2 separate regions of the Homo sapiens genome follow, and region 1 is linked to region 2. Evidence: chromatin loops called from intact Hi-C (ENCODE). Cell type or tissue: PC-3. All regions are shown on one strand.

The links. A loop is a pair of places that touch in the nucleus more often than their neighbours do. Peaks named below come from ENCODE experiments on the same cell type or tissue, not always from the same donor. Only the 100,000 strongest peaks of a DNase experiment are listed, where the experiment ranks them.
Region 1: a loop joins it to region 2, with 6 times the contacts of the local background. A loop is called at or near these places in 29 of 110 quality-filtered maps.

What each region holds. Positions count from the first base shown.
Region 1 is chr1:173,401,885-173,409,884 of GRCh38, reverse strand. The region is part of intron 2 of LOC100506023 (a long non-coding RNA gene); the gene reads left to right. It also overlaps a transcript of TNFSF4 not described here. Among named protein-coding and RNA genes, the nearest start is that of PRDX6-AS1, 55 kb to the left of the region's middle. In PC-3, CTCF peaks have their summits at 568 and 769; DNase peaks (open chromatin) are centred at 74 and 3,904; H3K27ac peaks cover 1,871 bases.
Region 2 is chr1:173,251,856-173,259,855 of GRCh38, reverse strand. The region is part of intron 2 of LOC100506023 (a long non-coding RNA gene); the gene reads left to right. It also overlaps a transcript of TNFSF4 not described here. Among named protein-coding and RNA genes, the nearest start is that of TNFSF4, 49 kb to the right of the region's middle. In PC-3, CTCF peaks have their summits at 3,331, 3,535 (motif pointing left) and 4,468 (motif pointing left); a DNase peak (open chromatin) is centred at 4,445.

The DNA.
Region 1 (8,000 bases), 150 kb before region 2:
GGACTTACACCCGTGCACTCAGAGCCTAGATCAGGAAGCATGGAGAGCTGCGGGAGCTCCTCAGGGCTTACTGCCAGCCACCACTTCCCCTTCATCCTCCTGCCAGCGTAACCACTGCCTGCACTTCTCACACTGTAGATTAGATTTGCATGTGGGAGTCATATTTTTATGCCAGAAAAGAATACTTGATTTTTAAGAAAAAATCACTAAAAGCAAATGTCCTTCAGGGAATACACAATAGTTCAGTTATAAATTCTGTAGTCTTGGGCTTTACCTTAAAAAGTTTGATGACTTTCAATTTAATTTTTTCTTCTTATTTTGAAATAATTTCAATCCTAAAGAAAACTGGCAAGAATAGTATAATGACTTTTTTTTCTGAACTGTTGGAGAGGAAATTATTGCATGATGCCGTATCACTTTAATATTTGAATGTATCATTCCTGGACCCAAGGACATTCTTCTATATAAAAATAATACAACTATCTAAGTTATAAAAGTATTAATAACATTAATACATTACTAACATTGAATCTGCAGACACCATTCCAGTTTCCCCAGCTGTCCCAATAAATGTGATTATCGCAGAAGTTCAGGATCAAGCACTGCATTTGGTTGTTGTGCCTCTTTGACCCTCTCAGAGTAGGGGAGTTCCTCAGTCTTTCCTTGATTCCATGACCTTCACATTTTAGTAGATTACAGTTATTCTGTGGAATGCTCCTTCATTTGAGTTTGTCTCATATTTCCTCAGAATTAGATTTAGGTAATGCTTTTCATTTTTGGTAGGAATAGCAGAGAAGTGATGCTGTGTATGGTCTTCTCATTGCATCCTACAGGTGGTGCACAATTTCAGTTTGTCTTATTAATGGTGATGTTCACTTTGATCACTTAATTAAGAGGTGTCTGCCAGTCCTCTTCACTGTAAAATTATTATTTTTTAAAAAAATTTGTAAATATTTTACGGAAGGTACTTTGAGACTATTTAAATATCCCATTCTGGCCAGGTGCAGTGGCTCATCCGTGTAATCCCAACTCTTTGTGAGGCCAAGGAGGGTGGATCACTTTAGGCCAGAAGTTTGAGACCAGCCTGGGAAACATGGTGAAACCCCCCGTCTCTACTAAAAATACAAAATTTAGCCAGGCATGGTGGCGCATGCCTGTAGTCCCAGCTACTCGGTAGGCTAAGGTGGGAGAATCACCTGGGCCTGGGAAGTTGAGGCTGCAGTGATCGAGCCACTGCACTCCAGCCTGAGTGACAGGAGTGAGACCCTGTCTCAAAAGAAAAAAAAAACAACTCCATTCTGCATGAAATGTTCATCCATTAGTTTTAGCATCCATTGATATTTCTTGTCTGAAACCATACTATTATGATGGTTGCCAAGCAGTGATTTTTTAAATTTAATTATCCATTCTGCATTTAATTAGTTGGCATTCTACTATAAGAAAAAACTTACTTTCTTCCTTATTAATCAATCAATTATTTATATTAGTATGGACCCATGGAAGCTTATTTTATCTATTGGGTTCTAATCTGTTTTCATCAAATTGTTCCCAATTTGGCCAGTGTTCCTATCATTCTTTGTATATTTTCTTGCCTGTTCCTATCATTCTTTGTACATGTCCTTGCCTTCTGGAACAACAAGATATTCCAAACTCATCTTGTAATTTTCCTGCCATTTCTCCTGAGGGGCCTGGCTCTTTTTCATGGAAAATGGTATTTAGAAGTTGTCTTAGTCTGTTTGGGTTGCTATAACAAATATCATAGACTGGTTAGCTTATAAACAACAGAAGTGTATTTTCCACAGATCTGGAGGCTGGTAAGTTCAAGATGAGGGTGCCAGCATGGTTGGGGTCTGATGAGGGTTTGCCTGTGAGATGCAGATTGCCAACTTTCTGGCTGTGTAAGGGGCAAGGCAGTTCTCTGAGCCTCTTCTATAAGGGCATGAGTCCCATACCTGGACCTCTGCCCTGATGACCTTATCACCTCCCAAAGTCCCCACCTCCTAATACCATCACTCTGGGGATTAGGATTTAAATATATGAATTTTGTAGGGGATAAAAACTGTCAAACCATAGCAGAAATCAAAATATGGATGATAGCTGTGTTCATTGCTATTGGGATGTCTCTGCTCCCAGGCTCTCAATGTATAGAGCTAGGACACACACACACACACACACACACACCCATTTACATCTAGTTTTATATCTGTATATTACAGGAAAGCATGAATTCATGCTGATAGTGATGATTTTAATCTACAGCAGCACAGATTCATTCTAGTTTTCACTTTCCAGATTTGTAACTTTTTTTTTTTTTTTTTTTTTTTTGAGGCAGAGTCTTGCTCTGTCACCCAGGCTGGAGTGCAGTGGCATGATCTCAGCTCATTGCAACCTCCACTTCCTGGGCTCAAGTGATTATTCTACCTCAGCCTCCTGAGTAGCTGGGATTACAGGTGTGTGCGACCACACCCGACAAATTTTTATACTTTTTATGGAGACGGGGTTTCGTCATATCGCCTAGGGTGGTCTCAAGTGATTTGCCCACCTTGGCCTCCCAAAGTGCTGGGATTATAGGTGTGAGCCACCGCGCCTGGCCAGATTTGTAACTTCTTTTTCTGACTGTGAGAAGCTGGTTACCTTGATCTACCCTCAGGTTCTGACACTCCACACGGACTGTGCTAATATCCTCCTCATCCTTCTTGGGCCCCAACACCCCAGCCAGGCTGTTTGGTCTGCTTTTCTCCCCTCCCGCACCACCTGCCTCCCCAGTGGCCACTGCCTTTGCTCCCTGCACAGCCATCAGCCTTACTCCACTCAGGTGCCAGCAGTCTGCACCGAGTGAGGCAGTCACCCTTCTCATCCTGCTGCTGCTGTAATATCCTGCCTTGCCATTGCTACTGTCTCCCCATCCCCCCAACTAGATTCCCCTCCTCGCCCTGCTCAGAACCCAGTACCACCCAACAGGCCGCTGTCACTGTTCACTTTCACTTTCACCCCACGGCCACAGGCTCTCCATTCGGAAGCTCTCCGTAATTACCTCTCAGGATTCCCACACCTGGGAATTCTCTCCAGGTCCCAGCTACTTTGATCAGCTCCTTTGAGTAACATTTGGACCGATTCATTCAGGACAGGAGGCAGGAAGACAGAGACTGTCGCAGGGCAATCGCCCCACTGGGCACAACAGACACAGAGCCCAGGGCCCAGGGTAATTTTAGGGTCCACGACAATGTTTTCATATTAATTGCTTTTAAATTCTGAAGAAATAGTGAGTATAATAATTAAGAACATAGCAATGAATCCGGCCTGAATTATATTTATCTTTAAGACAATGTAAAATAAAAATTTTAATTTTTTTAATGGAAGAAGGGGTCCATGAAGGCAAAAGTGCCTAGGACTCATGGAAGTTATAATGCAACCCTGTAATGTCTTCGTTAGCTATGTAGGCCAAATTCCCTGTAGAGTTCCTGGAACATAGTAGGTATTTAATAATTTTTGTGAAATAAGTAAATAAATAAGTGGTCAAGCACTGGGGCATATAGCTCTTGTTTTTCCTATGGCAGACAAGAATAGAGTACAGTAAATAATAATTAATGATGACCTGTTTACTCAAATGAGTGCTTTTTTTCCCCCTAGTAGTTCAGAGCTATCCATATATTTATTTGTTGATTCAAATATTTATTGAGTGCCTACTATATGCCAAAGCCCTGCTTCCTTTGAGTGTGTTTGTATGGTATTGCACAATGTCTACCTCAGTTTTGGGAAAGCAGGGTGTGTCTACAAGAATATAGCCTTGAACTAACTTGCCAGTGTGAAAACTGATCTGGGCCCACCCTCCTTACCAGATAACTCAAATGCACAGGGCCCACAGGTGAGAAGTGGGTCGAGATCAAACTCTAGATCCAATAACACACACCCACGTGCCATGCAGCCTTTTCTGTCCTGTTGAGATGAGCTAACTCCATATTTCGCAGTATGAGTCACAGTTGAAAATGCCTACAGCATCATAACTGGTTTAGTTACTAGTTCTGTCAATTGCTTTTTAAACAATAATAAAATCAAATCCAATGCTCATGCTGGAAATTTGGATTTATCAATGAGGTACAATGTGAGATGCATGAGATGTTTAGGGCCAGAATTGTTTACCATCTACTCTTTTTATGTAATCTTTGAAAACTTGACAACTTCATTGTGCCAATCTTATTTAATTTAAATGAGTTGTACATGATTCAGACAGTGAATAAACCTAAATTTACCTTGGTACTATGGAAAGGTACCTGGCAAACACATTAATAATGTGTGTATACTTGATTGTATAAGAAATGTTTCATATACTTAAAGTAACATCCCACTTTCAAGTGCCCTCAAATATCTTGGCACAGTGGTTTCCATGTGAGCCCTTAATAGATTCTGGCTCAGGGATTGGTAAACTGTGACCTGTGGGCCAATTCCAGCCTGCTGCCTGTTTATGTGGCCTGTGAACTAAGAATAGTTTTTATACTTTTAAGTGGTTGAAAAACAAAAGCCAAATATATTGTGATGTGTGAAGATTATATTACATTTGAGTTGCAGTGCCTGTAAATAAAATTTTACTGGACCCCAGCTACACCCATTTTGTGTGTTAGTGTGGCTGCTTTTGTCTTATGAAGGCAGAGTTGAGTAGTTGCAATGGAAACCATATGGCCCACAAAGTCGAACATATTTGCAGTCTAGCCCTTTACCTTGGGACTTGCCGTTGGCTGTTTAGGTACTTGGGATGCATCAGTGAGCAAAACAGACAGAAATCTCTGCCCACAGGAAACTTACATTTAATAGGGGAAGATAGACAATGAACATAAGTAAATTATATATAGCATGTTAGAATGTGATAAATGTGAGGCAAGAAAATAGAGCAGAGTAAAATGGATAGGGGTTTTGGGGAAAGAAGGAAGATGTTATAGTTTAAAAGAGGGCAGTCAGGGCTGGGCAGGGTGGCTCACACTTGTAATCCCAGCACTTAGGAAGGCCCAGGCAGGTGGACCACTTGAGGTCAGGAGTTTGAGACCAGCTTGGCCAACATGGTGAAACCCCATTTCTACTAAAAATACAAAAATTATCAGGGCATGGTGGTGCATGCCTGTAATCCTAGCTACTTGGGAGGCTGAGGCAGAAGAATTGCTTGAACCTGGGAGGTAGAGGTTGAAGTGAGCTGAGATCGTGCCACTGCACTCCAGCCTGGCGACAGAGCAAGTCTCCGTCTTAAAAAAAAAAAAAAAATGGCAGTCAGGGATGGCCTTATTGTAGAGGTGACATTTGAGCAAAGACTTGAAGTAGGTGAGGGCATGAGCCATGTGGGTGACTGGGAAAAGCATCCCAGGCAGATGAATAATTACAGTTCCTTATAGGGATGTTGTGTGGATTAACAAAATGATACATTTAACTAAGAATAGTACCTGGTACATGGTAAGTTCTAAAAAAATAGTTATTTGCCTTAGCACAGCTGGCTGTAGGTGCTACTTCCCTCTCTGCAGTAGGCTGCTGCTCTGAGTTACTCCCTGTGGGTAATTCCATGGGGGTCCTGATAACTTAGTTTTATGTGTCCCAGGATTAGCCATCATCCCTGGGGCTTAGCTCTCAGGGACAGAGTTGTCCCTAGAGAATCATGGTCCCAGGAGATATCATATCTGTGGTCTGCATAGTTATACAGATTCCAAGAGTTTGTCACTGCATGCAAGGCAAAGGGACTTGCCCCATTATCACACAATAAGTCAGCAATGGAGCGTCAATAGACATGGGGTCACGGTCTCTTGCTTCCATGTCTAGTGCTCTATGTTCCTGGACTGCATTCCACGCTCTGCAATGAGCCTATCCTTATATATCTTATTTCCTCCAATAGATTTTCAGGTCTCTTTGTGCCGGTATCATTTCTTACTCTTTTATATTTCCCCCTTCAGGCACTAAACAAACAAACACAAAATGAAAAAATGAAAACTCTCTTTTTTTTTTTTTTGAGACACAGTCTTGCTCTGTCGCCCAGGCTGGAGTGCAGTGGTGTGATCTCAGCTCATTGCAACCTCTGCCTCCCGGGTTCAAGTGATTCTCTTGCCTCAGCCTCCCAAGTAGCTGGGATTACAGGCACCCGCCACCACACCCAGCTAATTTTTGTATTTTTAGTAGAGATGGGGTTTCACCATCTTGGCCAGGCTTGTCTTGAACTCCTGACCTCGTGATCCACCTGCCTTGGCCTCCCAAAGTGCTGGGATTACAGGCGTGAGCCACCGCGCCCAGCTGAAAACGCTTGAAAGACTACTCAGTTGAAAGACTACTCAGGGTTTTGTTTGATGATACCATTTCAAATCTCAATTGTTACGTATGTAGATCTGTCAGAAAATGTCAGTGTGGAATTGATTGTCCTCTGTTCCCTGCACTTACATAAAGCATGGGGAGGTAAATTATCCTACAAATTAGGGAGCTTCTAGAAAAGACCCAGACACTTACATTGGCGAACTCCTTTATGTTGCAAAGCTCCTGGAGCATAAAAATGCATCTATGTGTTTGGGCCTTGATGGTCTCTGCTGGCTAGCAGTAGCATCAGGCTGCTAGATAACAGATGGCATTTCTAGGGTGAAAAAATGGCCAGATGATGCCAGACAAGCACTCAGGTATCCTTTGGCCTAGTCTGGAGTGTTACTCAAAGTGTGGTCCATGGACCAGCAGCCTCAGTTATCACCTGAAAACTTGTTAGCAATGCAAATTCTTGGGCCAGGTGTGGTGGCTCATGCCTGTAATCCTGGCACTTTGGGAGGCTGAGGCTGGAGGGTCACTTGAGCACAGGAGTTTGAGATTAGCCTGGGCAACATAGGGAGATACCATCTCTACAAAAAATAAAAAATTAGCTGGGTATCGTGGTGAGCACCTGTGGTCCCAGCTACTCAGGCAGCTGAGGTTGGAGGATCACTTGAGCCTGGGAGGTTGAGGCTGTGGTGAGCCGTGATTGTGCCACTGCACTCCAGCCTGGATGCAGAGTGAGACCCTGTCTCAAAAAGAAAAAAAAAAAATGCAAATTCTCAGGCCTCACCTCAGACTCCCTGAATCAGAAACTCTGGGTATGAGGCTCAGGAGCCTACAAGCCCTCCAGGGGATTGTTTGAAAGCCACTGGCTACTTTTCTGTCCTTACAGATTTCTGGCCCAAACTCACCCTTCTCTGCCATGTGCCTAAGCTATATGATGGGGTCATCAAGGAGCTTCATTTGCTGAACATGGTGATGACCTTGAAGCAGGATTGATGAGAAATAGTGCTCTGGGGAAAGGTGAGATTTGTACCCCTTTTCCAGTTGGCTTAATACGTTCCATCTGACTGATGAAGGTGGGATACATGTCAGTGCAGAGCATGGCCCAGGGCATATTACAAAATTAGGTCAGGTGTGGAAATAAAGGGAACTTCAAAATCTGAAATTATTACCTCTGGTTGGGTTTTGGTTGTGGCAGGATGTATACACAAGCTGGGCTGTGACAGCAACAGTATGGAGTCCCAGAAGCTCTACTGTGGTTTGTGAAGGCTGAGATTTGAAAAATCCTCTTGCAAGGCACAGAAGGCCAATTAATAGTAGGTGAAGTGGCTTCTCCAAGGTCCTATGGCAAATCAGCCTATGGTAAGTACAGGTATTATTATTTCTGCCTCTCAGGATTGCAGATGTGTTGTACCTTTGGCTGAGGTGTGGGAAGAATAACTTAGGAATGCATCTTTGACCTAGGGTAAAAGAATAGACATTTATTTGCCCACAACCTGCTCCCAATAGAAAGTTTCTGAGCATAAAAAAAGAAGCTTAGGATTTGAGGCCAATGGTTAAAAATATCATTGTAAAGAAGCCATGAATTTTGAAGACATATTAACAACACAAGTGCAAATGGAAAATACGAAACTGACAGAGAGCTCTAGCTGGCACAAACTTTACACTGGCCACATAACAAGGCAAAAATAAGGATGATCTAATGTCTGACAAACCATTGCCCATATAAGATAGGA
Region 2 (8,000 bases):
TGGTCTTTTTACATAATCCCCTAGTTCTTAGAAGTTTTGTTCATTCCTTTTCATTCTTTTTTCTCTAATCTTATCTGCCTGTCTTATTTCAGCAAGATAGTCTTCAAGCTCTGAGATTCTTTTCTCCGCTTGGTCTATTTGGCTATTGATACTTGTGGTTGTCTTATGAAGTTCTTGTATTGTGTTTTTCAGCTCTGTCAGGTTATTTATGTTTTCTCTAAATTGGTTATTCTGGTTATCATCTCCCATATTGTTTTATCATGAATCTTAGCTTCTTTGCATTGGATGAGAACATGCTCCTTTAGCTCAGTGAAGTTCATCATTACCCATCTTCTGAAGCCTACTTCTGTCAGTTTATGCATCTCAGCCTCATCCCAGTTCTGTGCCCTTGCTGGAGAGGCGTTGTGATCATTTGGAGGAGAAGAGGCACTCTGGCTTTTTGAGCTTTCAGCATTTTTGTATTAACTCTCATCTTTGTGAGCTTATCTACCTTTGATCTTTGAGGCTGGTGACCTTTGGATGGGGTTTTTTTGGGGTCTTTTTTGTTGATGTTGTTGTTGTTGCTTTCTGTTTGTTTTTAACAGTCAAGCCCTTCTTCAATAGGGCTGCTGCAATTTGCTGGGGGTCCACTCCAGACCCTATTCACCTGGGTCCCTCCTGCACCTGGAGGTGTCACCAGTGGAGGCTGCAGAACAGTAAAGATGGTAGCCTGCTTCTTCCTCTGGGAGCTCCATCCCAGAGGAGCACCAGCCTGATGCCAGTGGGAATGCTCCTGTATAAGGTGTCTAGTGACCCCTGTTGGCTGGGGGTCTCACCCAGTTAGGAAGCATAGGATCGGGGACCTGCTTAATGAAGCAGTCTGGCTGCCCCTTGTTGGAGTGGGTGTGCTGTGCTGAGAATTTCCTGGACTCTTCAGAGCCAGCAGGCAGGAAACACTAAGACTGCTGAATGAACCACAGAGACCATGGCTGCTCCTTCCATCAGGGGCTCCATCTCAGGGAGGTCAGAGTTCTGTCCTCTGTCCATAACCCCCTGGCTGGAGTTGCTGAAATTCCTGCAGGGAAACCCTTCCCAGTGAGGAGGGACGGATCTGGGTCCCACCTAAAGAGTCAATCTGACCACAATCTGCCACAGCTGCTGTGCTGCCCTGTGGGGAATTCCTTCCATTCCAAACCATCCAGACTCCCTGGCCCTGGTAGGACAGACTGGAGCCACGGTGACAGCAGCTCCTCTCACCCCGGGAACTCAGTCATCTTAGGCAGTTTCCAAACTGCTGCTGCAGGCCACAACCCAAACAGCTGCTGAGTATCTGCACAACTCTGTGCTTGGGACCCAAGGCCCTGGTGGCATGGGCTCACAAGGGGATCTCCTGATCCGCAGGTTGCATAGATCCATGGAAAATGCATGATTTCCTGGTTGGGGTAGCACAATCACTCACTGTCTCCTTTGGCTGGGGATGAGAGCTCCCCTTGCCCTGTGCTAATCTGCTCTCGGGTGGGCCATTTTTCCACCCTGCTTTTCCTTGCTCTTTGTAGGTCGTGCTAACCACCTAGTTAGTCCCAATGAGAGAACCTGCATACCTCCGTTGAAGGTGCAGACTTCACTTACCATTTTTGTTCTTGGTGGGAGCCTCTGACTGCAGCTGCTTCTAATCAGCTATCTTAGCCCCTCCCCAATCCTGCTTTTTTATTACTGATTCAATGGAAGCCTGCTAGAAGTCTGCTGGAAGCCAAATGGAATTTGGTTGGTCTTTGTCCCTGGTTCCCGGGAGATAACTGCTAACCTCTTGGAATTTCCCAAGTGATATAAGAGTGACTTTATTAATGGTGGGCCCTGATAGTTTACCAAGCTGACTTACTTTGACTCCTGCTAACGAATGACTCAGGATGGGGATGCTGGCCATGGCTGAAAGATCAACCATGAGATTAGAAAGTTGAGGCTTTGAGCCATTGTGATATCAGTCTGACATCTGGAGGGTGGTGCCAGAAATTGAGTTCAACCACATAGGTGTTGATTCCATCAAAGATCCTATGTAATTAAATCCCAATAAAACTCTGGACGTCAAAGCTTGGGTGAGCCTCTCTAGTTGGCAGTTCTCTGTGTACTGTCCTACATGATGTGCCAGGAGGATAATCTACCCTAATTCCATGGGGAAAGGATAATAGAAGCCTCATGTTTGGAACCCTCCCAGATCTTGCCCTCTGCATGTCTCCCTTTGGCCGGTTCTAATTTGTATCTTTTTGCTTTAATAAAACTTTAAAAATAAATATAGTGCTTTTGTGAGTTCTGCAAATTGTGCTAATAAGTTATCTAACCTGACAGGATAGTGGAAACCCTAAAATTTGTAACCCGTTGGTCAGAAGTGAGGGTGGGCTGGGGACCTCTGCACTTGCAGCTGGCGCCTGAAGTGAGGGCAGCCTTGTAAAGGACTGTACCCTTAACTGTGAAGTTTGGCCCAACTCTGGGTAGTTAGTGTCATAAGTCATTGAAATGTCCATTCCTATTTCTGCCTAAGCCTATTAATAAAGTGTTATCTAAATATACCTCTCTCAGTGTAGACACTAAATAGCTAAAGCCACAATGATGCTGTGAATGGGAGTTAATAAAGAGGGACTAGATTAACATCAGAATCCGCATCATACAATATGGAGTCATCAGTGCATAGGTGTTGTTTAAAGCAGTTAGACTGCATTAAGCCTTGGAGATACGAAAGAGTTTCTTTCTTGGATTTCTGAAGTAGAAGCATTGGATAGTGCCTTCTCCCACGTGAGAGGGAGATCTGGGCTCATCTAATCTCATAAGCCACATGGGCAATGAGTTCAACAGTGGAGAAGTGATGAAGAAGGAATAGGCATTCAAGAAGATGACTTTAGTCCCTTTGCTTATCCACCCAAATCTTCAATTTGACCCAATTTCATCTTTAGAATCCATTTATATTTAAACCACAATGGAACTTGTGTTTGAAGAGCTATGAATTCAAGAGTAAGGAATATGTTCAAACATTTCAGTGCCCTTTAGAGGTTAAGTAAGAGGTTAAAGATAGAGCAGGAGGCATGGCCTGGCCACTTCAAGGGTCTTCCCCAATAGATAGGGGAGGTTTCTGGTTTTTGGTTGTTGCAAGTCATGTTTCTAAGATAGAGTAGTAGGATAATGCAGTAAGAGATGGGTAGAAGCCTCATGCTGTCTTCATTCTATCCAAGTTTAACTCTTGCCCCTAAGGCCAGAATCTACATCAGGCTGTGAAAGTTTCTCAGTTTGACTGTCTCTCTTCTACCATTGTTATGGACCGAATTGTGTCCCCTTCCCCCAAATTCATGTGTTGAAGCCCTAGCCCCCAATGTGATGGCTCTTTGGGTATTTTGAGATGGGACTTTTAGGGGTAATTAGGCTTAGGTGAAGTCATGAAGGTGAGGCCTTCATGAGAAATCAGTGCTCTTATAAGAGACACCAGAGCTGTCTCTCTGCCATGTGAGATCACAGCGAGAAGGTGGCCATCTGCAGGCCAGGAAGAGGGCCCTGGAACCAAATCAGCTGACATCTTGATCTGAAACTTCATAGCCCCCAGAACTGTGAGAATAAATTTCTGTTGTTTAAATCACCCAGGCCATGGTATTTTGCTTTAGCAGCCCAAGCAGAGTAAGATAATATTTAATGTTAATTATGCTCAGAATCTGGTGACTATGTTATTAATATTCTATTTTACCATGTTTTTGTTTGTGAACTCCCTCCAGTCTTCATTGATATGTTTATGGACAATTGGGGCAAAATCAGGCATTGCTGTCTTCCTACTATTTAAACCAAGAAGTTCAGCCTTGGTGCGTTTGGCTTAACTTCCTTTATCTTTTCAAGAAATTTTCAAGGAATTGTAAGAACTACCCTCTCTTTTCCACTTCCACCTTTCTCTCTTTCTTTGAATAACACCCAAATAAAAATGATGATGTTATTACAATGGTATCTTGTTAGGACACTAACTGAATCCTGACCTACACCAATCCTCCCCTCATTTAGAGATTCTCTGAGGTCTTGGAGGTGGGGGCACAGATAAAAACAGACAGATTGTGACGATGAAGTAAGACAAAGCAAAGCAAAGAGATGGTTATTTCTTAGTTATAAGGTTAGCTCCTAAGCCTAATGCAGAACTCTAAAAAGTTTCAGTGGATCTTGTGAAGAACTCCCTTTTGCTGTGCTAGTATGTGTCTAACTAGTCAACAGTGTAAACTGTCTATTTTTGTTTCACAAACAAAAACCCACATGCAGATCATACCCTCTTTTCCACTCTGTTTGCTAAGAATAAGGGAACCCAAAAGAGGCCACACCCACATTATAACGATTGTTAACTTGGCAATGTGGTAACATTTAATACCAAATAGCCAATACAATCCTAAACTTAAACCTAAATAATACTTCTCCATAGGGACTGGAAAGAAAGGAGATGGGGAGAAGGAGCCTTGAGCTCCCCCTAGAGGTCAGCAATTACAGTCCCATAAATTAGGTTTGATATTATAAACTGACTTTTGCTTTCTTATATAATTAAATTTTCCTTCACCAATCGTCCTGCCAAAGTCTGTTCAGAACTTTAGGGAGCATTAAAGTAATTAGATAAAAAGGAAGCATAAGTAAAGCACACAGCCTAAAAAAGGCACAAAGACACATGCTGTAATTGTACACACATTCTTTTTGACCCTTGTTACAAGCAGCCTGGTAGGGGCATGAGCGTTGAGGTTTTTGCCTATCTCAATTAGCCACTTCAGTTAGAAATGACCACACAGGTTACTTGAAAAAGAGAAAGACTAGTTTTACCCCCTTTCCCCAGCAACTTCTCAGACCACTAATTCAGAATCTCTAAGGGTGGGACTCAGTGTTTTTAAAAAAACTTCTAAGGTGTCTTTAATGTGCAGCCAAGTTTGAGAACCAGTGCACTGTGGGCAAAGATTTGTTCTTCAAACCTAGCTTCTTCCTTCTGAGCCCCATGTCTTTTCTCTTTTTATAATTTATGATTCCATTTTCTATGATTCCATTTTGTTGCAGGCAGTTCCTCTTTGATCTCTTTTATATTTTAATTTTGTCAATCTTATTTTCTTCACCACTTTCAGTCTCTGTTCAAAAGATGCTTCTAATTTGCAATTATTAACAATAAGCCTAAGATAGTCTAGGTTTACCCCCATCACCCTTGATCTGGTGATTCCTACTCTTCCAGGAGCCTGGACCTTGTTTATGAGAAATAGGTATTAAAAAATTATAGAAGGTCATTTTTTAGACTGAACTTTTACTAAGTCCCAACAGGTGAGAACAAGCCAAAATGGAGTCACTTTGCTAAACGCCACATAGTGAAACTGAAACTTTAAGGGAGCAGACAGAACCCAAAACAGACCATTTTATCCTGAAAACAGGAGATTCCAGTCTACTGGAGTCAGTTGAATAAGGAAGTCCCTTCTGCTTTAACTCTTAGAAAAAAAAAGTGAACTGAAGCAGCCTGATATTAATAATCAGCCATTTTTTTCCCTACTATTTTGTTTCCTTGTTCCCACCTTACAAAACCCACTGTATGCCATTGCCTAGTGGGAACTCATATTCTATTTTATAGAATGGAGGCTGACCTGATTAATGAATTGTGAATAAAAACAAGTTAGATTTATAACTAAATTTGTTGTAACTTAGTCTTTGACAAAGGTAAAGATCTCTATCAGGCACAAAGGCCTCAACTAAAGAGTTTGAGTCTTAAGACTTTTCCTGAATTCATCACACTTTGACTGATGGCTACCTTTGCATTGTATTAATTTGTTCAAATTGCTCCCCTTAGAACTCGATTTTTAAATAGAACATCAAAGAGTTTAAGATCTTATACACAAATTCATCCAACCATAACCCTAAATTCAATAGTAGACCTAATGCCTCCATCTCTCCACTTCTGTAACTGTCCTGGAATGTCTTTCAGAAAGCTGGGAAGATAGACTGCTGGCTGCATATTGACTTCTTATCTACTGCATACACGTCCTACAACTAATATTTAGACATGACTAAAGAGAGACAGGGTAACTTTGAAATTTCTAATAGAAAAAAACTCATCTCACTTTAATTTATATGCTTGGTTCAATTTTAGCAGGAAAACCCCACAACGTCAGAGGAGCTTATCCAGCTACCTTCACAGCATTATGTAGTATTCTCTGTCCACAATCCCCATACCAGAGTAGGGCAGAAACTAGACGTTCATATGTCTTGGCTTTATCCCTCTAACCCATAGCTCAGTTCTCTCTTTGTTACCAGGCAAGAATCAAATGAGAAAACAGTTGCCAGGTCCTGATGTTTTTGCCTCAATTTGTCTGTGTTATTAAGGTTGAATTGCAAGGCCTATGTCTTCTTCATTACTCCCCTTCTCCAACTCCCAACTTTACTTTTTTGAATACTCACACTCTTACCAAGTATCTAGGAGAACCCTTTGCCAGCACGGCATGGGGCAGAGTCACTGGTCTACTATGGATCCTGTTCCTCTAGCTTCTGCCGGCTTTCTTCTTTGCCATATGCCTTTTGTATTCTATTCTAAGTTCGTTCACTTATGTTTGAGGATTCTTACTTTTGACCTCCCTCCCAGATAAATGGGGATACTAGAGCTGAGCTCTTGTGGTTGGAATGGTTATGACTAATATACAAGTATAGGGCTTGAAGAAAAAAAAGCCTGATAGCTGAAAACTGCAGAAGAGTTGCCTATGAGAGAAGGTCTAAAATATCAAGTCCAGATAAACAGGGGAAAAGCAAGACATTGACCAAAATTGAAGGGTCAGCCAAAAATTCTGGTAAGACAGAGTGAATGGATTTAAGAGAAAAAACCTGAAAATATTCCTAAATGCAAGGAAGTACAGGGGATGGGAATCTTTTATAGTTTGACCATGGCTGAGCCCATGGAAGGGAGGCATGTAAGATTTCAAGGAAGTTCTGAAACTTATCCTGCTAGAAGGAAGCTTGTAATCATTTCATCTGCAAACTCTTAAATACATCGTAAGTATAATTTTCACCAGAAATTTCTATGGAAGTTTTCTATTACCAGGGTGTTCTGTGAAAAGTCTGCTGCAGTTCCTTGTTCATTTGGGGAAATTTCTCTTGCTCTCACTCCTGATCAGTGCTCCCCCTGATGTCTGAGTTGCTGCTTTCTATCAGCCTTCAGCATGGGTTCTTCACAGTTATGAACCACACATCCTACTTTGGTGGGAACAGTTGTTCCCTAATTGTAGTCCAAGCCAACCTGCAGTAAATATAGACATTGAGAAATTTCCTATGCAAGGCAAGTAAACGTTCTTCCAACCTAGATTCAGGGCAGAAGTGCAGTGAGTATGTAACCATTTAATATCTAGTATTGCACAGATAATTATCTCAAAGGAAGAGAAAAATGGTGGAAAGGCTCCTTAAGGAATTCCCTATATTTAATTTCAGCAAATAATTATGTATTTTAATAATTTCAACAATCAGAGCTTCACATCTCTGATTAGATTTGTATGAAGATTATATGAAGCTATATCAAGAGATCCAAAATTAAGCTGTTAAGCGTTCTTCCAACATAATTATTGAAAATTGGACTTACCTTGTAAGATAGACTTTCTGGAAGACTTTATTTTTTCCCTCCCTCCTTTCTTTTCTATTTTTCTTTCTATCATGAGAGTTGAGGACTGGAACTATTATAAAAAGTGGAAGAATCAGTATTTTGACAGTATTATCTATTAACATAAAACATTTGATCTAGTTAGCCAACTAAAACCATCTATTAACATAAAACATTTGATCTAGTTAGCCAACTAAAACCATCTATTAACATAAAACATTTGATCTAGTTAGCCAACTAAAACCTGCCTAAAATTCAAGCCACACAATAACAGGGCATTTACCTTATTTTCCAATCATAATTCTCTGTCTTCTAGAAAGGACTTCAACAAAGGACACGTTCCTGTGTTTCTTTCCAGGGAAAATAGGTTGCCATATAGGGTAGGCACAAATCCTTATAATGGCAATTG